Linked DNA regions of Mus musculus: all the other regions are linked to region 3. A link is a loop called in an ENCODE intact Hi-C map of the cell type or tissue named here. Cell type or tissue: heart. All regions are shown on one strand.

Region 1 (8,000 bases), 450 kb before region 3:
CCACGAGCTAGTCCAGTGCCTACTTCTCTCTCTACTTTACAATAAGATACCCAACCTCAGAAAACAGAAATGGTCTCAACCAGAATCATCAATGAAGTCTGATTTAGATAACAATGAGAATTCATCAAATACGTAGAAAATATGTTTCCTAGAGAATCTAGCCTTTTTCCTGTATTTGGGAGTGGTGAAGAATATACCCAAGAACTTGGAACAGATACAGAATGGGTGAACAACCAGAAGATCTGCCGGGCAAGACTTCCTTTCTCCCTGCTGAACTTTTTCCTGTTATTATCTCTGAGATGAACAAATTTGCAAACAGAAGCTGCCTTGGTATTGTCTTTTCTTGACAGACCGCTGTGTTCAGTGATTCCTACAGCCCAGAGTGTATGCTGGACAGTTGGAAGCTTTTTGAAGCCGTTGTATTGTTAGGGAATAATTAGGGTGAATGAAGCAGGGAGTAGGGGTTAACAGCAATTCTTTGTTGTAAGCAATTGCTAGTCTTGGCATCAATATTAGTAACAAGGCCAATCTACTGGAAGGATTCTAAACAAAAGATGGAAAGGTTGCGGTTGGTTTGTCTAATCCAGCCAGTAAATCCACCCATGCATGGCCATTGTACCCTGTGAGGTCTCTGGAAATGCCTTTGGTCACACTGCATTCCAAGCCACTGGGTGGGTGATCTCTGCACAGTCTTGTACATGGGTTTCCTAGAATGCTTCCCATATGGAAAGGGGATGCACAGGTGTTGCCTTGGCAATTAATCAGCATACTGCACAAAGAAAGTAGTCTCCGGACATTGGGATAGATGAATGGGTATCTTATGAAAGGCTCATGATCTTTTCTGTGGCTGAAGGAGTCAGAGAACGCCCTCATGCAAAGGGCTGGATGTGTCTATTGAGACTAAGGCAAAAAAGCACCTAGGTAAACCGATGACCTGTGTTCTCGTCCCTTCTGCCCGCTCCAGGCCAGCTGGGCCCAGTCTTCCATTCATCATCTAGTCCAGCGAACTAAGGTAGCTAGAAACTTAGTACTTCCCAGACAGTCGTGGCAGTCTGGGCTAGAGATAGAGCAGTTGCTTAGCATATGTTTAGCCCACAGCACTGAACACAAAACCAAACAAGCCAGATAGTAGCTCTTAACACTGAATGTCTGTTTCTCTTCACCCATGTGGGAACCTGGAGCTGATGTAAACACTGAAGCCAATCAATCTGCAGCTCTGGTTGATCAGAACTGTAATCAATACACAGCAATAGTGCCTTGCATAGGGGCCCTGGAGTCCTGCACAGAGCCTGCCAATTTCATTTCTACCAAGTGCATGGTATTATGAACCCTACTCCCAAATCAACTTTCCACCAAAGGTCCCCACAAATCTTGCTTTCTACTGTCATCCAAAAGGATGGAGATGCTAAGGAGTATAGAAGTGGAGGGAGAGATGTCTCCAGGAACACTTATGATCTTAGATACATATATCTAAAAGGCAAATTCTTGCCTCAGGTGTTGAATAGGAGTCTAATTTCACAGTCTGACTTGGGCAAAGGATGACTGTTCCAGACTGGTATTGAACTCCGAGCACTGAGGCCAAGGTGATTTTTCACCTGTATACTCTTCCCAGAATATACCTGACGTCCTGTCTGTGTGTCAGGAAGAGTCCTGTGTGACAGGGATGGGGGAGGGAGGAGCTGTGTGAGAAGAGAAGTGGCTGGGCAGCAGTGGGCTTGTTTTCAGTTTCTCAGCTGCTCTGGAAAACAGCCAAAATGAATGAGATACAACAAGCCTTCGGTGTTATTGTAAGCCACAGAGAGGCAAGGCCCCTCATTTTAAAAAGCTCTGTAGAGTTTAAAGTTTCATGTGTATTTGGTCTGGGGCAAGTATAGCCCTGAACTTCCTCCAGGAAAAGGTTCTATTGCAGGAGCGCCCAAAGGGCCCCGCCTCCCTGGGCAGATAGTGACTTGATGGAGCTAAAGCAGTGTAGCATCCCAGTGAGCCTTTCTGCTGTTTGGCTAGTGGAGGAAGATTGACACAAACCTTGGCTAGCCCTGTCTTCGTGGCCTCTAGAAAAGACTAGAGAAAAATCTGTTTGTCTTAGAAAGTGGATGGTCTAGCAGAGGGGAGAAAGGAGAGGGCTAGATCCTCTGGGACCAGTGTGCTTGTGTAGTGTACACAACACGACACCCAGGGATACCAGGCAAAGCTAACTCCTGGCATTCTCCCAAAGGATGGACAAGCTGAGATGTTCAAAGCAGGTCACCCTCCATAGAGGAAAAGCTCACGAGCCTGAGGTGGCTGTGAGTCGCGTCCTGCCCTGGCAGTCATGGTCATGTTCCAGGCTTGATGGCGCTTCAGTGTGACTCTTGTCTGCAGTTCACGTCAGTGGGCTCTCATTACTGTCTTCCTAAGTCCTGTTGACATTTGTAGGCAGAGAAGAAATCTGGATAAGGAAAATTCTTTTCTTGACATTGTTTAAAAGCATTACTAAAAAAAGAACAGACAGTATTTTCAGAGCTATGTGGAAGCAATGACGTTCGTGGTCAGTGTGGAAGCTCAGGTGGGTAGCTTGGTGAGCTGTTTCAGGCCACAGCCATTTGTGAGCAGCCTGGGATGTTCTGATATGGATACGAACACATTCATACTTCAGTGGCCACCTTTTTCTTCCCAAGACTGTCTTTTCTAGCATACAGCTTTTAGGATTTTTCTGGAAAAATTGCATTGTATTGGTTTGTGATGAGCTTAAGTTTCCAAAGAAATCCTACTGGATCCTCAAGACTGTTTCGTGTAAGGGGAAGAGTGGGTATCAGAAGCAAGCCATCTTTTTATCTTAGAAGTGGCAGGAGGTGGCTGTTCAGTCTACAGCTGACTTATCTGTGTATTTACAAACTGCAACTGAGGACAGCGAAGTGGCTTTGCTTGAAGTTACACAGAAAGTTAGTTCAGGAACAGCAAAGAAAAGCCCTGCCTCCTCATGCCTGGCTTGTCATCACAATGTGAGCTCTGTCCAGAAGAAGGGAATTCAGTCCTGTTGCTTTAAGAAATTTTGTGGGCCAGGCAGTGGTGGTACACCTTTAATCCCAGCAGATTAAAGGCAGAGGCAGGCAGATTTCTGTGAGTTTGAGGCCAGCCTGGCCTACAGAGAAAGTTCTAGGACAGCCAGAGCTACACAGAGAAACCCTGTCTTGAAAAAAAAATATTGTGAATATGTAAGACATTGAAGTGGCTTGTCAAGGTGGGCTCGTTATCCTGGATGAAGCATAATTTTAAAGAAATGTATTTGGAACACTCTAATTTTAACCTATGTTCTAATTCTAGCCCACAGAATTTTTGCTCAAAGTGCCCCCGCATACATTTTGTTCGAGCAGACCCTCAAGGCAGTTTTGTGGAAGTAGGAAAGACACATCTAAGTACAGCTGTTTTCCAGAAACAGAACTGAAGCTGGAAGCTGTGTGTGACCCAACCACACTGCTAGGAAGCTGCTGAGCGGGGCTCACGCCCAGGCGTGCAGGCCAAGCCCACGGCTTATCTCATTGCCCCACCATGCGTGTTGCTAAAATGATGTTTTAAAAAGCAGTCCCTTTTCCTCATCTTCTCCTGCAACGGCTACACTTTTCCTGCCCTGCCCGAGACAGTGCTGCCGTAGCCACACCATTTACCATATGTGGAGGGAATGGGCCTTCTCCTCCGCGCCTTCACTTCAGACCCAGTACTCTTTGCTTCCCCTTCAGATGTGAGGGGCTGCTGGGGTTATTGGCAGTGTCTCACTAGGCTGCCAGCGTTGAATAACCTTCATTTAAAACAAAAACAAACAAGGGAACAAGGGATAGGGAATTTAGCAAAGTTCTTGGCTCCCTTTTCTGGCTCTTCTTGAAACCCAGCATGCATTGTCAAGACGTGCTGCTTGTTTTCACACTGAACGCTAGGTGGCAGGGTGGCCACACCACTGGCTGTGGTCCCAGGGACAGGAATGAGGAGGCCTAGACCATCTGTGGCTTGGGGAGATTAGGCTAACCAACCTGGCTGATCTCTGCTTGACAGGGAACTGCCCGCAGTGAGTCTGAAACATATGCTTCCAAGATACTGCCTTTAAGTTTCCTTCTCCCTTTATTCCCTCAGCCCACTTGCAGTTTAATTTTTCTGCCCCATTGCATTCTGGTAGTAGAGGGCAGACACTGCCTGCCAGCAGCTGCCTCGAAGGGCAGATTGTGATGGGAGCACACAGTGGTGCTGGCACTCTTGCCTTGGCATGTCATTTGGGTCATGGGTGTCTGAAGGTAAGACCTTCCCTTGAGTTCATTAGATATTTCTCAGAGGGACAGCAGACTGAGCCTGAAGATCATAGTAAGCCATTACCCTACGATCACTCACTGTCCCCACTAACTCAGATACGCTGAAGATCACAAAAACAAGCAAACAAACCAAACAACAACAGAAGGCAGATTTTTGTTTTGCTGGCATGGCGCCATCTTGATTCTGCTGTGTAGCTAGACTGGCAGAGCTGCCGTAGGTGGGTGAGACATGGCTTCCAGTTTTTGTTCTTGTTTTCTTACCTAATAGTGTACTGGGGTCTGCTACCCTGGATGCCTCGCAGGCCACAGGCCGCAGGCCACAGTAAGCTAAATAAAGCACCAGTACAAGTTGTGTCCTTTCATGTTGTAGAGAGCATGAACTCCGGTTACAGAAATACTTCTCTGGATCTTTGGATTTTTTTTTTTTTTCTAAGAAAGAAGAAACACCATTAAAACAAAACATTGTGTACCAACTGAGGATAGCACCCTGACAGTACCCACCTTGAGACTTCAGTTAAAAAAAAAAAAAACAAGTCTGAATGTAGAAAATTGATCAAACAGAAAGATTTCGTTTTAATTACAAAGCATTCTTTCCTCACAGCTGAAACCACAATCAGATTTCATTAAACAGTGAGTAGTGAGTTCCTGATGTGGATTGTAAGTGACTCCATCGATGAGAATTAAAAAAAAAAAAAAATAGACTGTGTAAGTCGCAACTTTTCAGGAACTCACTTGTTGCGTAATACCAAGAACCAAGTGTCTTTGTACAAGAACCAAAATCACTTTGTACATATTCTTACATCACGACCTACCATTTCCCAACTGGGGAACCCAAAGCATTTTTTGGTTTTCAGCTAAGAGTCCTGATAAAATCCTAATTTTGCACATACAGCGTTGGTGACACTGAAGGGCCTCGTGAATGTGACCAAGGTGACTCGTCTACAGGATAGTTCTGTAGATGAAGGCCCAAGTGTTCTGCTGATTCAGTTGCCTAATGGACTTTCATTAAATTCAGCAATATGACTTTTGAGAATACCTCAAACAACGTACATAAAGCAGGCCAAGGATATTAATTGCAGGCTTTGAAGCTGGAAGAGGGTGGTGAGACCTTCTCCTTCCCTAAGAAAGAAATGTCATAAAAATTCCAAAGCAGAGATCAAATTTCCAGGGGGAGGGGCTTCTTTATTGTTTCCTCTAATAGCTGCTCTTGAGCCTTCTAGAGTGCTGTGTAGATTAGCCCTGGGCAGGGACTAAACAACAGCTTGGCTTTGCCCCACTCTAGTATTTTGCACCCATTTTGAATGATTAATTTATGATATTTTTGCTCTTGTCGGTCCTTTCTTTTATTCCACCTCCCTTCCCTCCCCCTGGAAGGTCTTTATCTTCACACTTTTCCAATTAATTGGTTTCCTTTGCCCTTGGAACCACAGTAAATGTGTAGTGGGTCTTTACGGGGGGGGGGGGGGCTTCATTCTGTGGATCATGCTTTAAAGTCTTGGGACTGGAGGGATGGTGAAAATGAGTCACAGCTTGTTTCTATATTTGCTTCTGTGTCAAGGGGTGTAGTTTTCTTACTACAATGTCTGCTCCATAGCTTACATTTTCAGGGAAACAAACCAGAATTCAGTCAGTTCCTTTAATGAAATGTTTTCAAATACTACAGAGTTCTTGGCCTCTGTAATTCCACACTGAACAGCACAGTGATGGCGGCCTTAGTATTTTTCTCCACAGGAAGAAAAAACACACTCAAAATAGGCTCCCTACCTCCCACCCCATGAGTCCTCCAGGAACAGGCCTTCTGAGTGTTGCCCAGGCCTGTTCACAGCCTTAGGACACCAGCACTAATTCACTGAAGGCCCCATAGTTACTTCTGAGTGACAGCTCAGGACAGGGACTTCAGGGATTGGGATCTAACAGTTAAAAGGAAGAAAGAAAGGAAGGAAGGAAGGAAGAAAGGAAGGAAGGAAGGAAGAAAGAAAGAAAGAAAGAAAGAAAGAAAGAAAGAAAGAAAGAAAGAAAGAAAGAAAGAAAGAGGGAGGGGAGGGAGGGGAGAGGAGAGGAGAGGAGAGGGGAGGGGAGGGGAGGGGAGGGGAGGGGAGGGGAGGGGAGAGGAGAGGAGAGGAGAGGGAGAGGGAGAGGGAGAGGAGAGGGAGAGGGAGAGGGAGAGGGAGAGGGAGAGGGAGAGGGAGAGGGAGAGGGAGAGGAGAGGAAAGAGAAGAGAAGAGAAGAGAAGAGAAGAGAAGAGAAGAGAAGAGAAGAGAAGAGAAGAGAAGAGAAGAGAAAGAGAAAGAGGGAACAAAATAGAGAGTAGAGCTGGGGGTCTGGAGGCGTTTGCAGGGGGAAGTAATGTGGGAGAAACACAATGGCTGCCCCAGCACAGGACTGCATCCTGGGATCCCAGCACTTCACTGGAGTAGGCATGAGCTGTTAGAGGTCAGCTTGCCTTGATTTTTTTTTTTTAGCATAAAAAAGCCAATGACTACTCTTGAGTGTCAGTTTATTGAGCTCTCTAGCACAGACTCATAACTTCTATTAATTAGGGGAAAAAGCCTTCCAGAGGAAAGGGAAATGCCGGGCAAATACAGTTGACTTTGACCAGTTGTCAAGTCCCTGCTGTTAGGAGTCATGGACAAGTCCTTGATTCTTATTTGACAGAGCCAGGGTTGGGGGCGGGAGGAGCAGTTCGGCTTCTGTACACTTTTGGAGAAGGAACTTTTTTCCTCCAAACCACATTTTGTTCTGGACTTACCATCCCTGTAAGGTCTCGCTTACTATGGTGCTCCCTTCAGTCCAAGCACCTTCAGGAGCCTTCTTAAAATTCCTTCTTAAAAGCATAAGGTAAAAGTGTCAAACTTGTTTTCCTAGACGGGAGTGGAGCTGGAGAAGGGACCAGGCCCAGTCCTTTTGCTATTTTAGATGCTGGTAAATAACTTGAAACCTGTTAAAGCTTTTAAAGGAATGTGGAGGAGTTGTCCCTTTGACTCTTGTGTTTCAGAAAGCAAATAAAGGGAACAATTTTCAGAAAAGAGTCAGCCCTTCATGGGCTGCATTCTTTTCAGTACCTTGCAAATGTCACATTTGTCCCTAGAGGCTCACAAATTGATTCACTTGTCTCCATGTCTTAACAGGTTCAACATCCTTATCCACTGCCCCAACTGATTTTTTTTTCAGTTTAGTTTTGTGTGTGTGTGTGTGTGTGTGTGTGTGTGTGTGTGTGTGTGTGTGTGTGTTATCCTTGTCCAAACCAGCCATTTAAAAAGTAAGAAGTACCGCTTTTGCGAGAGAATAGTGTTGCTTAGGTCTGGCATGCTAACAGATATATGTAAAAAGTCTCCATTTTGCAATATCTGTTGGCATTAGGTACAGCTCCTACCCAGCCATTTTATTAGTCATGCAAATGAAGATAAACCTTCATAGCCAGCAAAGTACAAAAGGAACTACCTGGGTTTATTGAGATTTTAAAGGAATGCCTGTTATAGCGTACCCATTCATTTTTATGAAGCTCTTGTTTCTAAAGGATTGCTGTAGTTTCTACAAAAGGGAAGAGGCTCAAATTCCTTTCTAATACCACAGCTCCAGGAGTGTACCTGCAGCAGGCAGCAGAAACCCAAAACAGTAAGACAGTGATATTCTAAAATTGCATTTTGGCTCTGTAGATTTTGAGAGTAGCTTGGTTCTGATTTTCTTGGAAGTAATGTATAGTGAAACTCAAGTGTAGGTCTT
Region 2 (8,000 bases), 77 kb before region 3:
AGAAAAAGAAAGAAAGAAAAGAAAAGAAAAAAAACAAAACAAATAGCAAAAGAAAAGATCCAAGTTGGCCATGGTAGTGCATGCCTTTAATCCCAGCACTGGGGAGGTGGAGCCAAGTGAATCTCTGTGAATTTAAGGCCAGTCTTGTCTATATAGTGAGATGCAGGAGAGATGGCTCAGCAGTTAAGAGCACCGACTGCTCTTCCAAAGTTCATGAGTTCATGAGTTTCAAAGTTCATGAGTCCCAGCAACCACATGGCTCACAACCATCTGTAATGGGATCTGATGCCCTCTTCTGGTGTGTCTGAAGACAGCTACAGTGTACTCACATATAATAAATAAATAAATCTTTTTAAAAAAAAAAACAACAAAACAAGATGAAATTCATTTTCTTTTATTATATCATTTAGTCTCTCTGTGCATGGTTATAGCAGCGATACAATGAGGCTCCAATGTGATTCACTTATATATCTAATAAAGTACTTCACCTGTGGCTTCATCCTACCTTAGGCATACTCTAGATTCTGAGAAATAACTGCACATTACTTCTTTCTGTTTGGTTTTAAGAGATCTGGTGTGTCTTTGCTTCCTAGACTAATCCCAAACATTCTTAACTCAGGTAATCCTCCTGCCTCAGCTTTCCGAGCTTGCATGATCATTTCTATCAACCCTGGAAAATCAACAATAAGTGTCTGAATTTGAATACACACAATTCAAAATGCCCTCTGAGGTCAGAAGAACACTTTAAATCAGTGAGGTTAAGCTAGGAAAAAAAAGTGTGTGGGGGGGGGGGCGTGGGTGGAGGCTGCAAAGAGCATTCAGAGGGAGAATACGCAGGGTGCCCGACGAGTTGCTCAGCTTTGTTTGACCTTGAGTAAGTTGTGTAGTCTCTCTGGGACTCAGGTTCCTCATTGCTAAAATGACAGGGTTGGCCTAGTTGACAGCCAAGCCCCTTCCTGCGCTGACATTTGCTGACAGTGATGCCCCTCTGGGGAATATCAGATTAGGGAAGAAGCAGATCTGTGTGTCAGTCAGCAGGCAGCCCTATCATTAGAAGACTAAGCAGAACACGGCCCTAGGACTGATGGCCAGGGATACAGGGCACCAAAGTCAGTCCTGGTGGTATCCAGGGCAACCTTAGCACCAGGCATCAGAGTGAAACACGAAGGTGCTGGACTTGTAGATCAGAGATCAACAGCACAAAAATTAAAGCCTCGGTAAGAGGGGTCCTTGGAGGAAAATGTTAAAAACAAAATAAATGAATAACTCCTTAGGCTAGAAAAGGACGTGTTTGGATGGCTCTAGCTTTGAGTTCCAAGGGTTACAGAAACTACTTTATAGAGAACATGGCAGTCTTGTTGCAGTAGAACAGAGGTCCACTCAAGCCAACTGAGTCTTTCAGGGCTGGGAACATGAGTTTAAGTGCGACTCAAAGGGAAAGACAAACTGCAGGGACTCAGCTCTGGTTCCCACAAGTGTCCCTCCCTGAACCTCTGTTCTCAGTGCCTCACTGCCAGCTGCCACTTCACTGTAAAGTCAGCTCTGAGACGAACCGCACTCCATCCTCTGCCTATCTTCCTAGTCGCTGTGTCTGTGGCCCCCTGGCCCATGCTTTCCAATTAACTCTAGATTCCCCTGAGCAGACTCTTTTACCCTCGCTTAGTTTTCAGTGTCAAGCCACATCAATCACTGATAATTGCCAGCTAGCCAAAGAAAGGGTCACCCTCAGGTGTCCTGACCCAATCATATGTGAGGAAGGGAGGAGAGGCATGTGCCCGAGGTCATGACTATGTAATTTCTTAGAACAAGTTGGGTCAGTATGTGAGTAGACCAGCCAATGACGGACACCTTCAGCAAAGAGGCCAGTGTCTTAACAGGACAATATATGAGAACAAAGTAAGCCTGAACTTTTATACAGAAACCGGTTGGAAGAGCCCCTCTCAGGACAACCTCTGAAATCCTGTGAGATTCCTGCCTCTTTGAGGCAGGCTAATGGAGTTGCCTCAGGCTGGGGCTGGGCAGCAGGGCTTCTGAGAGTCATTTCTTTGTTTCTTAGCCTTGGAGCGCAGAGAGCAGTGTGGTTCTCAACCTGTGGGTCTCGACCCCTTTGGGGGTTGAATACCAGATATCCTATATATCAGATATTTATATTATGATTCATAATGGTAGCAAAATTATAGTTATGAAGTATCAACGAAAATAACTTTATGACCAGGGGTCAGAACAACATGAGGAATTGTATTAAAGGGTTGCAGCATTAGGAAGGCTTAGAAATTCTGGTATTGAGTATAGTGATTCCTCTGACTAGTCAGATTTCTCCATTCAAAATGTCTGGTCTTGGCTGATGGGAGGTTGGCTGGTTGGGGACTATATAAAGCACTGATTCTGATCATAACTTACTAGAGGGGACACACACACACACACCTACCTCCCAGCCCCTCTGTGTTGGCTTAGCCTATGAATATCCAGTTTCTATCTTTTCTTATAAGCCAATTTGCAACTCAGTACCTTTACCACTGACATGATTAAGTTTAGGAGGAAAAAAAAAACAAATAAAACCTCAATGACTTCAAACTCACAGTTTTGATGAATATAGACGTAAAGTCGGAAGAAAGCTTCCTCTATCCAGAACATAGCTCCCCACATACCTCACTATCTAAAATAAGACCAGAGCTTGGAGATGAGCCAAGAGGTGTCTAAGCAGCCAGATGAATCCACCTAAACCCATACTGGACTGTTTAGAGAATCATACAACCAAAGCAACTGTGTCCCTGGAGGGCTGAGTGGTCTGTGGCCCTTTAAGACTGACTGGTTGAGTCCTGTGGAATGGGGAACTTTGGATCCCTTACTCATGTTGTATTGGTACCCTTTTGGTCACATAGAAATTTAATAAGTTTGCATAGATGGTTTCTCAGTCCAGAACAGACTAAAGGAAGAAAATTAGCTAAGAAAAAGACGGGTTGTGAGGTTGCTGCAGGGAATATACCATTTTCCTGCTGGTTTACAAAAGAAGAGATAAGACACTTGTTTTTAAAAAGACTAAAGATAAGCCATACACTGCTCTTCTGGAAGATCTAGGTTCAATTCACCACACCCACATTGGGTAGGTCACAACTGCCTCTAACTCCAGCTTCAAGGGAATCCGAATTCTCGCTTCCTCTCTTACCCACAGTCTCATGTACATACTCTCATCTAGATGCACACATATACACATAATTTTAAAGTAAGTAAATATTTTTAATGTAAAAAAGACCTATGAACCCCCAAAAGAACATAAATACACACATCTGAAGGCTCGGTGTGACTGGAATAACATTCTACTAACTAATACTTATAAATTCGACCATAAGCAGAGTTTTAAAATATTAAATTAAAATAAAAACATCCTAGCTAGATATGATGGTACATATCTGTAGTCCTATCTAATCAGGAAGTTGAGGCAGGAAGATCGATTGCTAGAGCTTATGAGTCCTCTATCAGCCTGGGCAACAACAGAGAGAGAGCCTTTCCAAAAAGAAAAATCCCAACCTATTCTACACTAAAATCTATTACCTATATGACAGTTTTAAAGAAAAGCTTTGACCAAAAATGATTGCATTTCATAAGCGTGCAATTTACGAGAACAAACTTCAAGCTAACTGGGATGTCCTGCCGTCTAAAGTGACATGTGCTGGCCTAGATGACTGAGGCTTCACCATTGCTTCAGGCAGACCCCCAAGGATACTAAAGGACAGCTAGGCACCAAGTCAGCCAGGAAAATGCTGTGACTTTGACTTATATGCTATTTGGAATCAACCAACAGGGGCTTAAGAAGGTTTTACTGTATTTGGTTTGCAGACTTTGCTTGGCACCGTCTCTTTAAAAGGCTGCCTGCCTTTGAACTAATCCTCTATTTATAATCCAGCTGGAGGAAGGCCTCTGCGATGTATACACATTCTTAGAATTTACAGAGTGCTGCTCTAGTCAGACCCCCATCCAAAGCCCTGCCTGATTCTCTCTCCTAGGAGAGCACCCCACACCATCCCGGAAGCATCTGGGTGCTGTGGGAGACAAGCTGCCTGGCATACCTAGGAATGCACCCCACATTCTTGGTGGGGAGCACAGGGCATGTTTGAGGCTGGGGCATGAGCTGGATTAAGCTCAGTAAACACCATCCCTCACTCCTGACAGGCCGTGCTGTTCAACAACCCCCTCCTGGAGGCCAGGGGCCAAGGTCTCATGTACAGCTTGCCCACTCCAGCCGCTCCTTTTTTTTTTATAACTCATTCCCTCCCCAAAAACGACAACGCCAACTTCACATTTTCCTTTTTCCCCCCTCACACAAATTATTGCAAGTCATGGCAGTCTAAATATAGCCCCCAGTCTGTTTTCCAGATGCTGGCTCGCCAGCCAGCCTCGACATTTTCCTGATGAGGTTCCAGCTGCTTCTTTGCTCTGGCCTGCCTTTCTCCTCTGTCTCACCTTTTTCCCCCCTCCCTGATATTCCTCCCCTCTGCCTCCCGGAGTCATTAGTCTTTCCTGACTCTCCAGTTCAAAGGAAAGTTCTAGAATCACAATCCAAAGCCTGACAGCCCCATCCCCAGCTCTCTAATGGTACAAGCGGCAGGATAGGGATATAATCTAGGGAAGAGTCAAGAGAGGCATGGGGTCCCTCAAAGACCCCTGCCAATCAGCTTCCCTGATGCGTGCTCAAACCCACATGTACTTGCTTGGTCCATAACCCATGGACTTCCTTGCCTATTTCTGCCTCTTGGGTCCTTGATGCCAAAAAGTGGCTGATGGCTGTCTCCATTTGACAGTCTCCTTCCAGGATGACAGTGGTTGGAGCACACTGGAAACCCACTTCCTTTGGGTTAGGTAATATCAATTCCTTTTGCCTTTCTTCATCAGAAGAGATGTCCAGAGTTTAACCATTTTCATGATTCTCTCTGTACAGCCTCCAAGTTGGCCACATCCCATGTAGGATGCGGACTCGGGCCTTGACTCCCTCTGAGTTAATAAGGGTTTGGTTCCTGATGCATGGGAGCAATTTCCCTGAAGCTCTATCAAAGGCCCCTACTTTTAAAAAGATGTGATGTGTGACCACACCCAACCTGAGCTACACTCTAATGATACATTGGTCTTTTTGTACCCTAAAAGCAAAGTTTTCTATACACATGTATATTGTATTCCATCTTTTTCAGTGTGCTTGTGCGTGACAGTGAACTGAAGACCTTCTTTTGAAGGTCTCAAAGAGAACCGGTCCTATAGCAAGAGAATATATGACTATTACATCAGTTCTATCACTCCCTTGTATATAAATAGCTATTGGACATCCTTTTAGGCCAAACATTGGACATTCCATTGGCTTATTCCAGGGCTCAGCATAATTAACACCTGGGGACACACACCCTCAGGATAGACTGCTCCATGAATTGTGTAAGTTCAGCAGCATCCTTGCCCTCTAGTCACTAGTGCTAGTAATTCACACACAAGTTGTGATGAGCAAAAATGTCTACAATTATGGTCTCCCGAAGGCAAAGTCACCACAGGTTCTGAGCTTCTAACCTAGTGTGATAAATAGCAGAGGTAGGCTGTCACGGGCGCCCTACAGTCCAAGGCACTTGATGCATGTTCTGAAAGATGACTACATTTCCCACATAGCGACAGTGTTAGAGGGAGAATATCCCAAGTGGAAGACACAGCATGAACAAAGGTACTACGGTGTCCCAGAATGGATCAGCCGCTTGACATGAGCTATCTGATAAAAGACGATGAACTAGGGTGGGCCATGTTTGACCAGGATGTGTCTGTGAGGATGTGACCCTGAGGGTAAGAAACGCTCTTAAGTTGAGGAATGTGAAAAACATGTGTAATTTTGATCCGCAGACATGGAGGTGGGAAATATGTGGAGATAATTCAGAAAGAGGCCATTTATACTTGAATTGAGGTAGTAGGAGACAATATTTGAGGGATTGTTTGGAGACAGACATTACAGAACTCAGGCTCAGTGGGTGTGAGGGACGAGAGAGAAAAAAGCTGGAAAAGACCTCAGTGCCTCAGGATTGATAGACTCTTGGTGGTTAGCCGTCTCAACAAAGATCTTGTTCTATAGCCTGGCTGTACCCGCCTTATCTAGGGAGAACAGACTCTGAGACAGTTTCTACTGGGAAGTACTTATGTTCATCTTGCCTCCTGCTTGCTTTACAGTCAGACTAATGGAGGGCACCAGAACCCGCCTATGAGAGCCTTAGTTAGAGAATCCAGCTACTAGGCCAGCTTCTAGCAGGCGGTTTGCTCTGGGCCTCAGTTTACATATTTGTGATAAAGAGAGCTCCGGCTCCCAGCCTAAGTGGGTGTGCTACAGTGGGTCTGGCTGTTTCGGTGGGTGGTTCAGACCCCCGTGGGGACTTGGCATGCAGTGCCTCCAGTTGGCAAGGCTCATGAGTGGTTGTAATCAGGCCTGATGGAAAGGCCCCCTGACTCCACCACGGCCTTGAGCAGCTGCCAACTCCACAACCAGGCCTGCTTCAGAACTTGCCTGCAAGGGTTTTTTCCAGGATGTCTGCTTCCTGCAAATAGGGTTTCCAAAACCTTCTCAGGCCCCAGCAAAGCCCCCTTGGCTGTGCATCCAACTGTCTTTCATGGTCTGCAAGCTCAGTGGGAAGTCAGGAGACAAAGCTACTCCACTTGGCTGCAGGCAAGCCCTTAGCCTTCAACTCTCTCCCAGCCTTCCCAGCTAAGTTAAAGTGGAAGAGGGAGAGGCTAGGGAAGAGGCTACACGGATAGAGGCTGGCCAGGTGGGCCAGTCATTTGTGGGTAGAGGACATCAGGAGGCAAATGTGGGTGCATGCGTGTGTGTGTGTGCATGCCTGTGTCTTTGTGTGTGTCTGTGTGTCTCTGTGTGTCTGTGTCTCTCTATGTGTGTCCGTGTGTGTCTCTGCGTCTCTATGTGCATGTGTCTGTGTGTCTATGTGTGTCTTTCTGTGTCTGTGAGTGTGTGTGTGTGTGTGTGTGTGTGTGTGTGTGTGCATGCCTCTGTCTGTGTGTGTGTCTGTGTGTATCTGTGTGTCTGTGTGTCTCTGTGTGTCTGTCTATCTGTGTGTCTGTGTGTGTCTCTGCGTCTCTATGTGCGTGTCTCTGTGTGTCTTTCTGTGTCTGTGAGTGTGTGTGTGTGTGATGTTGATTGTGATCTTGCTCTCCATACATGAACAGAGGCTGCATTGTTAGCAGCCTATCTCTTGGTTTCTCATTCACCCCCGGCCACTGCAGCCCGAGCAGGTTCACAGCTGCTCAGGGATACACTTTCCAACACATTTAGGACTTGGACCGAGCCCAGGTTTGAGGAACACATGGTGATGGGGGAGGAAAGGGGGCTCAAATAGACGAGGAAGGGGGAAGAAAGCGCCTTCTTTCTTTCTTCTAGGCCAATCTCCATTTTCATCATCTGATAGCAGGGACAGCAGGAGAGAGCGCTGCATGAACTGCAAACCTGTGCAGGTCGGAGAAAAGGGCAGGCCAGGGGGAGGGGGAGATGGGCAGATCTCATCCATCCTGGCAAGAGGTCCCCTCTCTCTTGCAGTTTCTCTGTTTACAGTCTCCTCCTAGCCTCAGCCCACCAGGGGCACTCTAGCCCACACCAGAAGTCACTCATGGAGTGGACTTTCAACAGCCAGGTCCAAAGATGCAGAAAGGAACCTGAGTCCCATCCTGGTTTGGTTCTCTTTGCTCCAGATGAAAGACAAACATAATCTCCCCAAGCTTCTGCTTGCTTGTGCTCTCTCTCTCTCTCTCTTTCTCTCCCTCCCTCTCTCTCTCTCTCTCCTCTCTCTCTCTCTTTCCTTCCTTCCTTCTTTCCTTTTTTCCTGAGGGAAGTCATTTCCCACTACAAGCAGGGGCCAAGTGGCACCATCATCTCTTACCCACATCTAACCCCAATCATTTATTAACCAACTAATGAATTTGTCCAAAGGCCACACATAGCCCAGGTGCTAGAGATTAGCAAGAATAGAGTATGCTGC
Region 3 (8,000 bases):
AGGATGTTGGTCCATGGGAGGGCCCTCACAATAGGGACTGTGAGGAGTGGGGGAGACGGGCTTGCAAGTCTGCCCTGGGGGTTGGTGTGCAAATATGGACAGCCAGAGGAAGTCTTGGCCTCCAGGTGTGAAAAATGTCCCTCTTGGAGATCAAGAGTTCAGCCAAAGTTTGTTGAGTTGCTCTGTGAATTTTAAAGAGTAAAAAGTGACCTGGGGAACATTTCTGATGAACTTTCCTTAATGTGGTTATCCCGTGGTTAAAATTATAACAGTTTCTGGGAGTGAGCCTAACGAGTCAACACACTGAATTCAGAAAATGTCTCCTGATTGCCAGAGAGTGGGCTCTGTTTTGCCTAACCCCATGCTTTGCTCGAGGTAGGTTCGTAGCAAATGCTAGCTGAATGCCCTGAAACACACAAATGAGTAGTTGGGGGACAATCCATTCTTCTTGGGCCTCTGAACCTAGAATCAGAAAGCAGGAAGCAAACCCCAGAGCAGACAGGGCTTTACCACACACGGGTCTTGTGATCTGCACTCCGTGACCTTCAGCTGCTGTGGCTGCGGATGGGATAATACATCGCCTTAATAAGCAGTTTGGAAGAGCAAGGGCGATTTCGTATCTGAAAGCCCTCTGTGATTGACAATAGGCTGTTGTACAGATCTAAGATAATCAGAAAGGATTCCAAGCCCAGTTCTCCTCCACCTTTAGCTGTGCGATCTTGCTCAAGATAGTTAACCCACCCAGACTTCTCATCTGCACACAAAAGGGACGTGAGGCCTATGCACTTGAAAGAGCCAAGATGACCTTTCTCCTCCTGTTATTTTCTTTCCCCTGGGATGTCATTCTCTGTGTTTTCTAAACAGACTAGTACATTAACTAGGTGATATGTGAGCCCTTGATGTGCCTGTGATTATTATTATTTAATGACACTCATTAAAGCAGGCTGACTTCTGATTGGCCATAGATCTCACTCACACACACACACACACACACACACACACACACACACACAGCAGCTGCGGTGGCCTCTCAGGACTGCTTCCTTATCAGGACCCTGCCACCCAGGTGTTTCCTCATCTTAGAATCCACCCTCTAGGTTTCCTCAAATTGTGTCTTTCAGATGGTACCCACCCTGACCTGGTGAGTGACAGGAAGTACTTCAGAGTGATGGCCCCAGCCACCTCTCAGGAAAAACACAGTGACCTCCCACACCCAACCTCCACTTTCAGGGCCTCTGATAGAAGCAGAAGCTTCCAGAAACAGCCATGAGTCCCATATATTGTCTCTAAGACCTGTCTGTCTAAAATAGGAAGGTTGATTTTTGGCTTTGATTTTTATTTTCTTTTTAAGACAAGTTCTCATATAGCCCAGGCTGGCCCTGAGTCAAGGATAGCCCAACTGTGATGTTCCTACCACCACAATACTGGGATTACAGGCTTGTGCCATTCAAGCCCAGTGTGTGTGGTGGTAGAGAACAAACCCATGGTTTCCTGCATGCTAGGTAAGCACTCCACCTACTGAGCTACATCCCCAGCCCCTGGTGTGTGTGTGTGTGTGTGTGTGTGTGTGTGTGTGTGTGTGTGCGCGCGTGCGCACGCATGTGTACATATTTTTAAAACTCCTAAATAGTGTGCTGACTTACACCACTCATGCATGCTCTTTATTATGCACCCTCAGTCTCCTTTGGAAGATGTCACACTACACTTTCAGAGACATTATAGAAGGTTTGTCTGTCAGTGCCAGGTCAAAGCCCCACAGGTTAGGGTCCCAGAGAGGATCACACCAAGAGTCCCAGTACCTCCCTCTCACTTCTATGGACGTGCTGGGACCTCACATCCCAAAGTCCTGGGACCAAGTCTCCTGGCCTTATCTTTTCTTTTCACTGAGCCTCCATGCTTGTGTCCACCATGTGGACAGCTTTTAAGCCCCTCTCACAAAGCCTGGTGCTTGAGACAAAGTTAGCCAGGTTCTGCTCTTTGTCCACATTTCAACAACTCTTCTGCCTGATATTAAAAATAGCTTTGTCTGGTCGAGTGAGATCAGGCCAGGAGACAGGCGCCTGCTGTTCTAATCTCAGCCTCACAAATAGCTCTTGATGCGCTTGAGTTTCCCTCAGCACCTTCAGGGGCTCCGACTGCAACAGGGGCCTGCTTAGTTACCTCTGAAGGTGAGATTCCTCTATGCTGCTCCTGAGGTCCACAAGAGGCCTGTGCACGTGCACACACACACACACACACACACACACACACACACACACACACACACATTCCTGTTACGGACCTTTTTGGTGCCTCAGAACTAAGCCGCCATTGAGAGCATTCACCACACTCCGGGTATCCTATATTTCCCAGGCCAGAACCTACAAAAGCGTCCCTTGAGAGTTAAACTCAAACATCTATAGTAAACAGGCTGCCCCTCCCTGTCTGCCCCCTCCTCCATTCCCCACCCCTAATTCCACCTCCCTGTCTTTCCCCCAAGCCCATCTTGTACTCTGTGAAAAACCATAGACCCTTTGGTTGCCAAGGGAACCAAGCCTTTCATTCTGTTCCAGTGACTGGCTGGTTGGGGCTGAGGGGTAGGGCAACAACTGGTGCCCAGACCTTTGGAGCACACACACCCCCTCACAATGCCCCCCTTTTTTTCAAAGGAGGAGGGGTGGATTGCACCCCAGTTGCTTTTTCACCCAAGCCCAGCTGGGTGAGACAGAGCCCTTGGGCTCTCAGGAGTTCCTTGGCTGCCACTTCGGGGGGAATCCATGCTCCCCAGGCCCTTCTCTGGCCCTGGCCCTTTCCAGAGGACAATAGCCTCCACGCAAGGGAAAATTCCATCGCCCAGGGTTCAAGTCTCCAAGGAGTTGCTGGGGCCTCTGTTTAGCCTAGAGTGGGCTCTGAGGAGCCGCTGCAGCTGTCTGGCTTGTTTCCCCCTCTTGCTGTGTTTTCTCTTTAACCCCTGAGCTGCCAAGGGGCTGTTTTACCCCAACCCCCAGACAGTGCCTGGGAACTAAGAGAGGAAAGAAATAAGGCTTTGTTCCCTGGGGGAACTAATTGGGAAAGAGCAGCAGTGTGGCCTACAGGGAGAACACTCCCACCTCTGCACATCTTCACTGAAACCAGCAAGCAGGAGCTAGGAGCAAGGGGCTACAGAAAACCAGGGCTGCTCAAGCTGCTGAGAGCCATTTTTCTCAAACTCGGAAGACGTTGGGTGGGTGTGGGGGGTGGAAAGCTGCAAAGGTCTCCATCTTCCCAGCTCAAGGCCCTAAGCCAACACCTGCTTTTCTCCCCCTGCTGTTTCTTCCAAGATCTGCACACACACAAAAAAAACAACAACTCTGGAATAAAAATAGAAACTGGGGAGACCAAGGCATCCTGTTTCAAAATACTAGATTGGTAAGTGAGAAATATCTAGCAACCCCATGTCAATGCTTAACCTCTAAAAACCAGTTTTTTGTTTAGGAATTTTACTTCATTGCACATCAGTAGCAATCAATACAAAGGTTTTCTCACAAACCAAAAGTTCTGCTATGTATCTTAAGATGGGGCGAATTCTATGTACAGATCCTTAAGGTACTGAAACATTATTCTGACCCCTATAGGAGTAGAATACATTTCTAAGCAACCATCAATGCTTCCACGTATGCAGCCAAGCCAGCCAACCATGGCCATTGATCAAGAACATTTGAGAAAAGAACTTACTCTCACACTGAGACAATAGTGCAAAGATTGTCTCCGTGCTGGGAAACACCTCCTCCCCTCTCCGGGAAGGAGAGTTCTGATCCAGATATGAAGACAGCTGGGGTCTAACACAGAACTCAGAGGTTCACCCTGGCCCTAGGAGAATACAGATTGGTGCACACAGCAGGGAAGCCCAGGCCTGTTGGGTTCCTCCTGCTCTCAGCAGCCACATCTCCGGTTCACCCTCTAGTACCCGATCCTGTTGACCCACAGCCCCACCCCCACCCTGTCCTGCAGCAGTCTAGCCTTTCTCTGTTGTGGCAAGGCTGCATTTTTCCCCCAGGAAACTATTGTGCAAAAAAAATGAAGCAACACAAAGCACAGAAGTGTACATGAGCCTTTTAGGGTTCACATCTAAACCAGAGGAATTTCTCAACAAAAGCATTGAGAGGAAGGTGAAATCAACCCGACACTCAGAACACTTGAACTGGGCTGTAGCCCCTAGTCCCAACATTTCATACTCTCTCCATGCGTGCGATCAAGCAGATGGAGCCCTGGCTCCTGACCCTCCATCCACACTCCCGTTAAGAGCTTCAGTGGCCAGAACAGACACTGAAAAAGTCTATGGGGAGTAGATTTTACTCACAGCTCTGAGATAGATCATCTCAGAGGTGGGCATGCTGCTGCATATCATAACTAAAATAAACAAAAAACAAAAAAACAAAACAAAACAAAAAACCTATCCCCACACAAACACACACAAGTGTTGACTCCGCATTGGATCATCTCCATAATTTCTTTTAGCTCTAAAGAAAGAGCTGACTGTTGAGAGACTGGCCAGGGCTAGGGTGGAGCCTAAATGTGCCATGTTCAGAGCAAAGGCTTTGACTAGTGCCAGATCCTTTTCAAGTTGAATAGCATGGAAGAAAGCTAACCGACCCACCAGAATAATAATAGCTAGCACTGATGGGGCCACAGCGCAGGAAGGCTGCTCTCTGGATTTCGTGTGTGTTCATTTATATTTCACTTCATAATAACCCTATGGGGCACTAGCATTCTATCTTATGGAAGAAAGGAAAGAAAGGAAGGAAGGTAGGCTACACATCAGGAAGTGCAAGGACAGCAACTACTGTCACCCAGAGACTGCCCCACCCAATCAGGAATCCTAGACGAAATTGCCTAGGATTTTGGCCCCACTGTCCCAAGAGAAGAAATATGCAGAGGCCCTTGTGGATGCTCAAAGACGACACATGTGATCGATCTGGCATCTGTAGCTGGGAATCAGCAGATGACCCTATTTCCCACTCTGGTTCTGCCCTTCTAGAGATGAGCACTGCCCGCTGCCCCAGCTCCTGGGCTCTGTAGTCCCCACTGCTCAACTCAGATCTCTCGGGTACCTGCTTGTCTTTGTATTCTATAGAGTGTGATGGCTGCTCCAGGAGCTGTCGTGAGAATGGGACCACAGAATCGGAGCAAACCTGATTAACTAACTACTCACCGCACACATGAGACTTAGTCTGCACGTTCCAGTGTTTTGGGAAATATGTGCTGTATTGAAATGTGTCTATTTGGGCCATGAGTAAGTGCAGGGGGAGGGGGAGGAACGACAGACGCCTTTTCTGGCTAATGAAATGAGGTTTCATGGAAGAAGACTCTTAGTCACACTTCCCGTTTCACACTGACCTTTTAAAAAGGAAGCCCACAAGTCAACCTGTGCTAAGGCCTGCTTACAAAATCTACCCACAGGTATAATAAAGATGATCTAAATAAAGCCCACAGCCGGCCCAGCTTCACCTGAATCAGTGGAAATAACAAGATCACTGAGGAGGACTGATGGCTAGAGATAAAGGACATGGTGGTGTTCTATAAACTACAAATAACAGGGACACATGAGAAATGCAGATGGTTGATAAACAGGAATCCGAGCAGAGAGGGCAAATAAAGGCATCAGACAGGCACAGCATTGGTCTCTATGTACTTAGGGCTTCCCCTCTAGTTATAAAAGAGGGGCCCTAAAAATTAGGAGAGACGCTTGGAGTGACCTCAAGAGAGGTCAATGATGGCTAGGTTGTAAATGTAATTGCGCCAATAAGGATTACTGAGCCTACAGAGAGGACCAAATGATAACAAGAGACTTGAAACATTGGTGTGAGACGCTCAGAGTGTCCTGGAGAACACAGCAGGAGCAATAGCATGGAAGCTCTTGAGGAATGGAATGAGAGGCCAGGAGAGCCGGGCCAGCAGGTGGAAGAACCTAGGTTCTGACCATCCAGCCAACTCATTGCCACCTGTGCCCTGCTTCCCTACCTCTGTCTGTAACACCCTCAATTTCCCAATAATTCTTCTGTTGTCCTTCTTGTTGTGGTGGTTGTTGAACCCTCTACATTGTCATTAGAGGGCTGCAGAGGAATGAGCACTATAGATGTCTCTCCTGGAAGTTGACATTTGATCCCATCCATGCTTGTATTAATGGCCGAAGAACAATAGTTTTCCAATTATCAATGACTATGCAATAAACTACCTCAAATCGGGTGCTGTAGCAAACCCATTCATTTTCTCCTATTCACAGATTTCAGAGTCAGAAATTTACAAAGGGCCCTACAAGGGATAGCCCTCTCCCTCAACCATGTCAGCAGGGGAGGGTAAAATACTGGAATCTAGACTTACCAATAGACTTCTTCATGCACTGTCTCAGACCTCCTTGATTCTGACACTTGGTTTCCCCCCACCCCCCAGGACTGAAGAAGTGCTTGTGGCCTGTCCTAGTGCCTCGCGCTTCTTGTAGCATGGCATCTGGGTTCCCCACATGCATTCCAGGAGGGCCAGACAGAAGCTGTGGGGTCTTATATAGCCAAACCCAAAAGTCACAGAACATCACCTTCTGCATGTTTTACTGAGCAAAGCTTTACCATCCTGGAGAAACTTATACGGCACCTCTTAATAAAAGGGAACGTCCAAGATTTTCTAGCAGCCATGGAACACTGGAGCCTACCAGATCTCTTGGAATCCATAGCTTCTGACACAGTTGGGGTGGTGCCCGGCTGACAGGCTATGCAGGGGTATTTTGTTGTTGTTGTTTTTGTTTTGTTTTGTTTTTTAATGGCAATGCCCAGAGGCCTCAGACATTCCTGCAGAGGACATGAGTACGCCTGTGGTGAACCCAGAAGGATCTCTTCTGAAAGGACAGAGATTCCGGGTGGGGAGGTGGGAGGAGAGGGAGGGTCATTACAGACTCCTGAGGAAGACAGAAGTTTAGTTATCAAAACTGGAGCCTGCCTGAGGTCAGAGTGACAGCATGTGACATGATGCTATCAAAGACATGGCTAGGCCTCAATCCTTCCTCCTGAGATTGTGAGAGTTTGTCAAATGTCCTTCAGAATCATGAGTACTGAGATTCTGGCACATTCCTGATCTGTCAAATAGGACAGTGTTTCCCCAGGTTGAGTAAGTCATACTTCCCTATACTAGAGACTGACCCTGAAGCACCTTGGCAAGCAAGCATGGCTGAGGTACTCTATCCCTTCTGACTTTTATCTGGAGAGAGGGTCGAAGTCACCCAGACTGGCCTCCAGCTCATGATCTTTCTGCTTCATCCTGCCACTTTCTTGGGATCGCAGGCAGGTACACTGTACCCAGCTGCAAACACATCTTTGTTTACACACATACACACACATTAGGAATTAGTGTGGATCTCACCCCGATTGGGAATAGGATAGAAACATAGAAAAAGGAGAAATCAAATGAGGGAATCTTAGAATTGTTTCTACCTTCCTTATAGAGATGCCAAAGAGGAGAATGCCCCTGGCCAGGTGGTTTGAGGTGGTCCAAGCCTGCAGCAGCCTGCCTGTCAACACTTCATTTCTGTCGTGCTCCAAGAAAAGTCCCCTTTCTTTCAGAAAGTAAAGTAAAATGTTTGCATTGATCTGGTGACAATCAGAGGCTGAGGCTGTTTTATCTCACAGGCTGGAAATATTTGGGACCTGGAAGTTCAAGGGGGTGTTTCAAAAGGAAAAAAAATTCAGAGAGGGTCTGGGAAGGAATGGGGGAATAAATTGCCATTTAAGATGGGAACGGTCTCCTGGAACACTGTCACATGCCTAGGTGTCAAGCCTTTGGCTCACACAATCCTGGAACGCAAGAGTAATACCTTCTTGGAAGTAGGTTATCCAGTTCAACCATCCATTTCAGAGATGAGGAAAATGCGGGGGGTGGGGGGGAGTCCATTTTCACCCACTAATTATCCATGGAAGACCCTGAATTTCCCAGAATGCTTTGCAGTCGGAGGAGGAGGAGGAGGAGGAGGAGGAGGAGGAGGAGGAGGAGGAGGA
Region 4 (8,000 bases), 150 kb before region 3:
ACAGTCCAGGCTGGCCTTGAACCGATATATAGCTGAAGTTAACCTTGCAATTCTGATCTTTCTGCCTCTGCCCCCCTCCCTTCCCCCAAGCATTGGATTACAGGCCTGAGCCATCATTCTTACCACGATGACTTCAATCTTGATGCCCCTTATGGCATTGACGGCTCAGCTTCCAGTCGCCTCTGATGTAGCAACAACAGCAGGAACAACATAGCACTGTGATGGGCCAGGTTCTGTGCACACAATCACTCAGCCTATGTGGAGCTCTGTGGACTCACTTTAACGGTGAGGACACAGAAGCAAAGAGATTTGCATACTCCAGGTCATATATGGAGTATGAACTCAAACCCAGTGCCAACCTGGATTATGTCCTGTTCTGTTCTGTACTATTTAAATCTGTTCTTACCATCCAGGGTGACTGAGCATACCCCAGCACACCTCTTCTTGTTCCAAAGCTGTCCCCTCCCCAACAAGAATCATCTTACACACCGGAAGCCAGAGGCTACAGTGATCTTAAGCCCTGTGAGCCAGTCCTGCTCCTCCTCTGCCTTCACCTCCCGACACCCCTCTCCCTGCCTCTACTCAGGCACATGGTGGAACTCTTTACTGTTGTAAAGCAGGCTCCCAATTCAGTGTCCTTGTTCACTATTTTCCATCTGCCTGGATTGCCCTAGGCTCCTCACCTACCATACCCTTGGGGATGTGTTCACTGTCACTCAAAACACCCACCTTTGCTAATGTCCCTACCTAAATACTCTCTGCATTACTGTGATAGATAAGCATGATTGCTAGCTTAATGGGATTCAGAATCACCTACAAAACAAACCTCTAGGCCTGTCTGTGGGAGCATTTCCATAGAGATTGAACTGAGGTGGGAAAGACCACTGCCAGTTTAGCCATAGCCATTCCATAGACTGGGGTGTTCCATTGCATATGAAGGAGGAGGTTAGTAGAGGACCAATTTCACCTCTCTGCTTTTCCACCTGAATACAACATAGCCAGCTGTCTCATGCTGCTGCCAACATGCCTTCTCTGATGTGATGGCTTGAATAAGGTTCATATGGTTGAATGCTTAGTCATCAGAGAGTGACACTACTTGGGAAGGATTAGGAGGTGTGGTCATATTGGAGTAAGTGTGGCCTAGTTGGAGGAAGTGTGTCATTGGGGGTAGGCTTTGAGGTTTTAAAAGTCTAAGCCAGGCCCAGTGACTTTCTCTTCCTGCTGCCTATGGATCGGGATGTAGAACTCTCAGCTCCTTCTCCAGCACTGTCTGCCTGCATGCTGCCATGCACATTCCCCATCATAATATTAGTGGACTAACGCTCTGAAACTTTAAGTAAGTTGGTAACAATGCTGCTGGCTACACAGCCCTCTCAGTCCTCAAACCTTCTCCAGCCTCTACATGTCACTGTTCCTGCTTTCTGACCATACAGGGCACCCAGGGCTTCACTCCAGCCACTGAAAGACATTCGGAGCTCCATGGTGATCCTACTGGTCCTGCTCAGGAGCCAGGAGACAGAACTAATGGCAACAGTAGCAGGCCTGGGCATGAGTCCCTCGGTCATCACTACAACAAAGGGTAGACTGTTTCTGTGTGTGTGGTGGCAGCATTGCAGCACCTGCTCCAGGCCCAAGAGCAGCGGTTCTCAGCCTTCCTAATGCCGTGGCCTTTAATACAGTTCCTCATGTTGTGGCAACCCCAACCATAACATCATTTTTCTTTCTACTTTATAACTAATCTGGCTACTGTTATGAATCCTAGTGTAAATATCTGATATGCAACCCCCCCAAAAAAAGGATTATGACCCACAGGCTAAAAACCATGGTGGACCAAGACCTCCTGGGCCAGGGAAGCCCAGTGATTTAGCCAGGGTTTGTCTCAGGTGTGTGTTGGGGGGAGGTGGGGAGGGAGGGGAAAATGCTGGGAAAATGGGCCGAAGGTAAAGAGATACAGGGAGAAAGTGAAGATTGCTTAACCCAATCTACTCTGACATTCAAAAAACAAACTAACAAACAAACAAAGGAGGGGACACAATGTCTTTGGTTTTCTGGCCACGTTAATAAGTTCACTGATAACCTCAGCTTCCAAGAAAATTCTCTGGAATGACTATTTCTCTAAAAAAGGAGGCCAAGGATAGCAGTAGGTTAGCTGATACACTGTACCTCTCTCTGTTATGTGCCCAGCACTGAGCCAAGCTCTTTAGCGGCATCTTCCTATTTGGAGCTGCCCAAAGAACTGAGGCAGCAGTACTGGAGGACAGGTTTGTTTTGTTTTTTGTTTTTAACAAAAAAAACCCAAAACCTCCCAATTTAATAGAAAGATAAAACAAATGAGGTCTCTGCAAGAAACGGAATTCTTTTCCAAGTGTCAGTAGAGGAATAGTTTATAGATCATTGGGAGGTGTCAGGAATGCTGAGGCCCCACCCCCAACTCCCCCTGGGAACTGGTAATAGCAGGGAGATGCTGTCATCCTGGAGCCCAGAGGAGCCAAGGGAAGAAATAATGTGGCTGGTCTATATTGAGAGCTGAGACCCTACAGGATGTCACCTGGGAGAGCCACAGAATGGAGGGGCATAGCTCCTGTCAGGGACAAAACATGGCAGCAAAGGCAGCAATGGGGAAGAGATGCTCTCTCAACTTCTGATGTCCTGCCCTTGTCTCACACTGGCCAAGCCCAAAAGGAACCCAGGGAACAACAGAAGCTGGTGGCCAGGTTCCTAGCTGTCATCTCCAGGGAACACAGAAGCAGCCCAGCCAAGCAGGGGGAACGATCTGAAAGAGAAAGAAGGGCACCTGTCCTTGCCTACCACCCACATGCCCACATTTCAGCCAACCACAAGACTGAGGATGGAAAGTCAAGGCCAACATGAGAAGGCTGAGGACATGTGAGATAGAAGCCCTCATTCATAGGCAAGTCTCCTAGCATCCTCTTCTCCACGGCCCTTGGCGATGATGAGAACAATCTCTGCTCTCCCCGGCTGCTGCACTTGGGCAGTGGGCATGACTGGGCCCGAGAGAGAGAGGTCAGTGTTTCGCGGGAAGGATTCAGGCTTTGGTGCTTCAGGGTTTTGAGGGCAAGAGACTTCATAGCAATTAGAGCAGCCGCAGTCTTCCTCTCGATACTGCTGTGCTGACGATGAGGACTGGCTTAGCCCTTAATCTGGGCAGGGGCAAGACTGAGTTCAGCAAAGGGTCAGAAGTGAGCCCGGCTGGGTGTGCCTCTTCTCGTCCCAGAGCCTGTGTTCCCAGCTAAGCTTTCTGCTGCTGGGGCATCTGCAAGAGAAAACATTTCAACATCGAGAGAAACAGTTAATTGTCTTGTATTTAAAAAAAAAAAAAAACAACTGAGTAAAGAAGGAAGAAACAGAGAGATTCTTTTTGTGGTTTGCTGAGATTCCCTGGAAAGCAAGCTTAGAAGGCCAGGGTCTTGTCAGAGCCTGAGAGACCAATGCTCACTCCAGAACTTGTGTAAACAGAAATGCTTAGCAAGCTGACAAGAGTTATGGGAGGGAAGCAGGATTTTCATTTTGGTTCCAAGTATTTTCTAGCCTTGACCTTTAGCATAGAAGCAGAGCCTAGCTGATCTCTGTATTTACAATAACCCTCGAGGAGACACAATGGATGAGGAAAGAGAGGGGGGATACAGATCGGTCGCCATGTACCTGTGGCCTCCTCCACAGGGTAACAGCAACAAAGCTCCTAACCCCTCCTTGTCCTGTGATTTTTCTCTTTGATACCTATCATTTTGAAGATGAAGGCCCAGCCTTGAAAAGGTATAGTGACAACTTTGACCATTTTGGTTTCTTTAAAAGACACAGAAATATTATAAAAATGTGCGCTTTTGTTTTAATCCCAGGTGTTGGGATGTGGGGCTGCTTCGCACTGTTCGAAGCCACTCACTACGATTCGCCTCGTGCTCTCGCAGAGGTGTGGTTTTGCCAGCTGCAGATAGTTTCCGGGATTGTGTGACGCTTGGAATTCTGGGAGCTTCTCAGAGGGTCTATAAATGCTAGGACACCGAGAAACACAGGGAGGGTCATTTAGGGAGGTTGGTTGTGGTTCGTTAGTAGCCATGGTCAAAGAAGAAACAAAAGGAAAGTTAATTAGATTCAGGGACTTTCCTAACTCCTTTCTCCCCTCCAGTCTTCTTTCTCTCCTATCTAGGGATCAGGGTAAAATCTCCCCTCCAGTCTTCTTTCTCTCCTATCTAGGGATCAGGGTAAAAGCAGAGGAATAAAGACTGGAACAAAGGAGGGCCCACACTGCAGCAAAGGCCAGCTACAAAGGTGGCGAACAAAGACAAACCTTCTCTTTCCCCTGCAGTCTAGCGATGAAATGTGAAGTGAGTGTGATTTTCATTCCCCATTCTCCTGATTTTTACCTTAAAAGAAAAAAAAAAAAAAGAGGTCTAAAGAGATCACATAGCACTCAAGTCTGCGTGTTGCTTCTCTCAAAACACCTGACTTCTGTACCCAGCACTCATCTAGGGTGGCTCACAACTGCCTTTAAATCCAGCTCAAGAGAGTCCTGTGCCCCCTTCTGGTCTCCACGGCCATCTGCATGCTTATGTGTATGGTCCCTGACAGACACACATGCATAGGTAAATAAAAATGAAATCTTTTAAATTTTTAAACAAAGTAACATTGTGGTTAGTCATCGCCACGCTACCCTTGATCTTGGGCACAAACCACGGGACCTGCCTTCTGCACCACCCTCTCAGGCAGGCACAGTGAGTGAGCTGCCTTTGTGACTGGTGGCTTGGGGAGCTGAGGCCATGTCTTTCTGATTAGCTTCCTTAGCCTTCTACTGCACGGATCCTTTCTGCCCTCTCATGTCTCATATGCCTGTGCCCTTCTCTACAATAGTCCCCCACCTAAGCGGGTTCAGAGTCTTAGGATCCACTTCTCCAGACACCGCTTGATCACTTCCTCCCCTCTGGGTCCTAACTGCTCACCAACAAAGGATCATTTCCATTGCCACTTATGTCTTTCACTTATATCCTTCCTCAACCTTGCTTTTACCAATCAGATAGCCTCCTATATTGGCTGCTTCCCAATGTGGAACCTTAGATGCCTAAGGCAAGTTTTTATTCAGAACACTTGACCCCAAATGCAGGTGTCCCTTCACCCCAACCAACTTTCAAACTCTCTGGAGTACACCAACTAGAAGTCTTCTTCTTTTTGTTTAAAATTGATTCATTCATTCTCTCACAACTGGGTCTCACTAGGCAGCTTTGGCTGTCCTGGAACTCACTATGTAGACCAGACCGGCTGTGAACTCACAGAGACCTGCCTTCCTCCATCTCTCAAGTTCCAAGATTGAAAGCAAGCTCCACTATGCCTGGCTCCACCTGGAAATGGAGTGTCAAATCCTGACGCACACTGCTCAGAATTCCCAACAGATGCCACAGGTTTAAGGGCTCCAGACCACAGATTCTTCCCACCTCAGATGAGAATCTCGAGATGCCAGCAGCCCCCTAGCACTTCATTGTGTTACTCTATAGTCTCCCCGACCTTTATCACTCGGGGTTTATGGAGACATCATAGAAATAAGCACAATTGTTTAAATTACTTCCTATCAGTTAACTCAATTTTCAGTCCCTCCCTTGACCCTGGAGGGGAAGGGTTGAGCATAAATTCCCACCTTTTAACCACACTGTATTATTTTTCTTCTCATGGTAGCTAAACTGCCTCACCAGAACAAAAGAAGAAAGACTTATTTCTGCTCCTGGCTTCAGAGGGATTTCAGTCAGTCGTGACAATGAAGGAGTGGCAGCTCTGTCAGTGGGATTGCAGGATCAGAGATCAGCAGCTTCTTCTTATGGTACAGACCAGAAAGTAGACAGGGCACACAGAGAACCAAAAGCTTAAACTAACCTTCAAAGGCCTGACCCAGTGACCCACTTCTGCCATCCAGGTCCCATCCTCCAGCAGCCTCACAGCTTTCAAAATGGTGCCTTGCTTTCAAAACATGAGCCTGTTGGGGGCACTTCAACTCAAACCACAGGTCATCCTCTTGGACTTTCTGGCTATCAGCATCCATCATGACGCTCCCTACATCCCTACAGCCTGTCTATTATCATTAGTTTTAGAAGCTCTGTACCAGTAATCCTGGAAAACCTCAATTATGAACTTCTTACTGTGAAAGAGCACCAATATCTGCCCATCACTCTGATTCTCTCACTCAGGGAAGGAGAGCAGTTGTCAGTGCATCTTGGAGCCTGTTCTTAGATGTTTCTTTCTTAGAAAGTCTGTGCCTGAAAGGAGCCAGCCTGTGCTGGGGCCACCAAACTCACCCTGACCCCTGAGCATGGTCTTCAGTGCTGCTCATCAGTGGTGGGGGGAGGGGGGAGTGCAGCACCCCAGCTTCTGATCACCTCTCTAGCTTCACCCCTGCTGCCCATTAGCTTTATATGGTATCTGCCTTCTCACTTCTAAACTGAACCCATGGCCCTGACTGCTCCCCTAGATCAAATAACTCTCTTGGCCGCACCCTCTCAGATTTAGTAGCCTCCCCCATGGCCCCTTCCATCGTTCTGGAAGAGGAAAATACAGAAGTAGGTCTCAGGGTGGCTGGCTCCTGATGTCAGCGCTCCCGACTCTCCCTGTTGGTGAGGCTACCACCAACTTCCCTGTGACATATGGCTTTACTCGCCTCAGAAATTCAAGAGCCTGAAAACAAGTTATTTGTGAGCCTCCCACAAGTCTCCTGTCTAGCTGATTCTAAACGGCCAGACCCATTCCACCCCCGCTATCCCCCTGCCACCTCAAATAAAGAGGCCCTGTCGGCACAGGTTAAGGAAAGCCTTCTTCACTTCACAGGCAGTGAACTGAGACAGCTCAAGGAGGCCTCTATTCCTGCTGCTCACAACTCAGTGTAGGTCTGGATTAAAGGAGTACCCACTGCCCTGGCTTCTCCTTGACCATACACGGGAACACCAACCCAAGGTGTTTAACTTTGAGAGCAGGACCTATAGATGTCACAAAAATTAAAAAACAATCTCAGATAACAATGTAGTTTTCTAGTATAAATATCTTCCATTGTATATGTTTTAGTATGAGTATACTCGTGTGTGTGTGTGTGTGTGTGTGAGAGAGAGAGAGAGAGAGAGAGAGAGAGAGAGAGACCTATGATACCTAACACATCTGAAATCCAAATGCCACTAGGTATTCTGTTTTTTTATTCAACCTTATTTGTATGGCTTCTTATTTGTATGGTTGTCAAACGTGCCAGGAACTTGCAAGTCAGCCTGCACAGAGCAGGCTACCTCAATCTCCATTCCCCACTGTTTCTTACAATGGCAGCTGCCCCACTGTCAAAGCATTCTGGAAAAGAAAACGGAAGGGAATCAATATACAGAGAAATGCCTCTGGCGAGGGCCCAGCTCTCCTCTCCCTCCTCTCCCTCTCTCCCTCTCTCCCTCCTCTCTCTCTCTCTCTCTCTCTCTCTCTCTCTCTCTCTCTCTCTCTCTCTCTTTCTCTCTCCATCCCCCCCCCCGGTTTTGTTCCTTTGTTTTGTATCGCCTCCCTATCAGTCTCCCGGATATTCTGGAAAGTATTTCATTTACTTAGAAGTCTGAGAAGCCCCACTGCAATGTCCACCCCTTGCCTCTACCTACTCTAGAGTCCACTGCAGTTTGGCTTGTGTGTAGCAGCAGCAGAGGGGGAAGAACAGAACTAAACAGAGCAAGAGGCTTTGGGGCCTGAAAAGAAGTTTCAGGCCTGAGCTCAGAAGACAGAGCACATGGTCGACATCGGTTCAGACCTCAGGCTTTCCCAGGTTCCCTCAATCACTCAGAAAGCTCACCCTGCTCCTCTATAAGGCACGGCCTGTATCCTCATAGAGCAGCAGTCCTCAACCTGTGGGGGTCACAACCTGAGACCATTGGGAAACACAGATCTGTAACAGTAGCAAAATTACAGTTATGAAGTGGCAACAAAAATAATGTTATAGTTGGGGTCACCACAGCATGAGGGACTGCATTAAAGGGTCGCAGCAT

What was found. Hi-C counts contacts between places; a loop is a spot of excess contacts. Peaks named below come from ENCODE experiments on the same cell type or tissue, not always from the same donor. Only the 100,000 strongest peaks of a DNase experiment are listed, where the experiment ranks them.
Region 1: a loop joins it to region 3, with 5 times the contacts of the local background. A loop is called at or near these places in 2 of 42 quality-filtered maps.
Region 2: a loop joins it to region 3, with 1.9 times the contacts of the local background. A loop is called at or near these places in 4 of 42 quality-filtered maps.
Region 4: it touches region 3 in a loop (1.9-fold over the local background); 2 of 42 quality-filtered maps call a loop at or near these places.

Annotation. Positions count from the first base shown.
Region 1 is chr12:79,608,960-79,616,959 of GRCm38, forward strand. All of the region lies in intron 7 of Rad51b (RAD51 paralog B), which reads left to right. Among named protein-coding and RNA genes, the nearest start is that of Gm36048, 190 kb to the right of the region's middle. In heart, a CTCF peak has its summit at 3,908; DNase peaks (open chromatin) are centred at 3,562 and 3,912; H3K27ac peaks cover 4,978 bases.
Region 2 is chr12:79,982,504-79,990,503 of GRCm38, forward strand. No RefSeq gene overlaps it. Among named protein-coding and RNA genes, the nearest start is that of Gm36834, 33 kb to the right of the region's middle. In heart, no CTCF peak of the experiment used is centred here; DNase peaks (open chromatin) are centred at 2,698, 4,408 and 6,498; H3K27ac peaks cover 6,148 bases.
Region 3 is chr12:80,059,963-80,067,962 of GRCm38, forward strand. The region is part of intron 3 of Gm36660 (a long non-coding RNA gene); the gene reads right to left. Among named protein-coding and RNA genes, the nearest start is that of Gm36660, 22 kb to the right of the region's middle. RefSeq lists an enhancer at 3-5,148. In heart, a CTCF peak has its summit at 3,273; DNase peaks (open chromatin) are centred at 589, 1,099, 2,009, 2,859 and 1 weaker place; H3K27ac peaks cover 5,541 bases.
Region 4 is chr12:79,914,650-79,922,649 of GRCm38, forward strand. The region is part of intron 1 of Gm51985 (a long non-coding RNA gene); the gene reads left to right. 9430078K24Rik (RIKEN cDNA 9430078K24 gene) reads right to left here. Exons shown (of 4, transcript NR_131074.1): 3 at 4,307-4,382; 4 at 2,370-3,274. Among named protein-coding and RNA genes, the nearest start is that of Gm51985, 8.2 kb to the left of the region's middle. In heart, a CTCF peak has its summit at 4,540 (motif pointing left); no DNase peak of the experiment used is centred here; H3K27ac peaks cover 3,494 bases.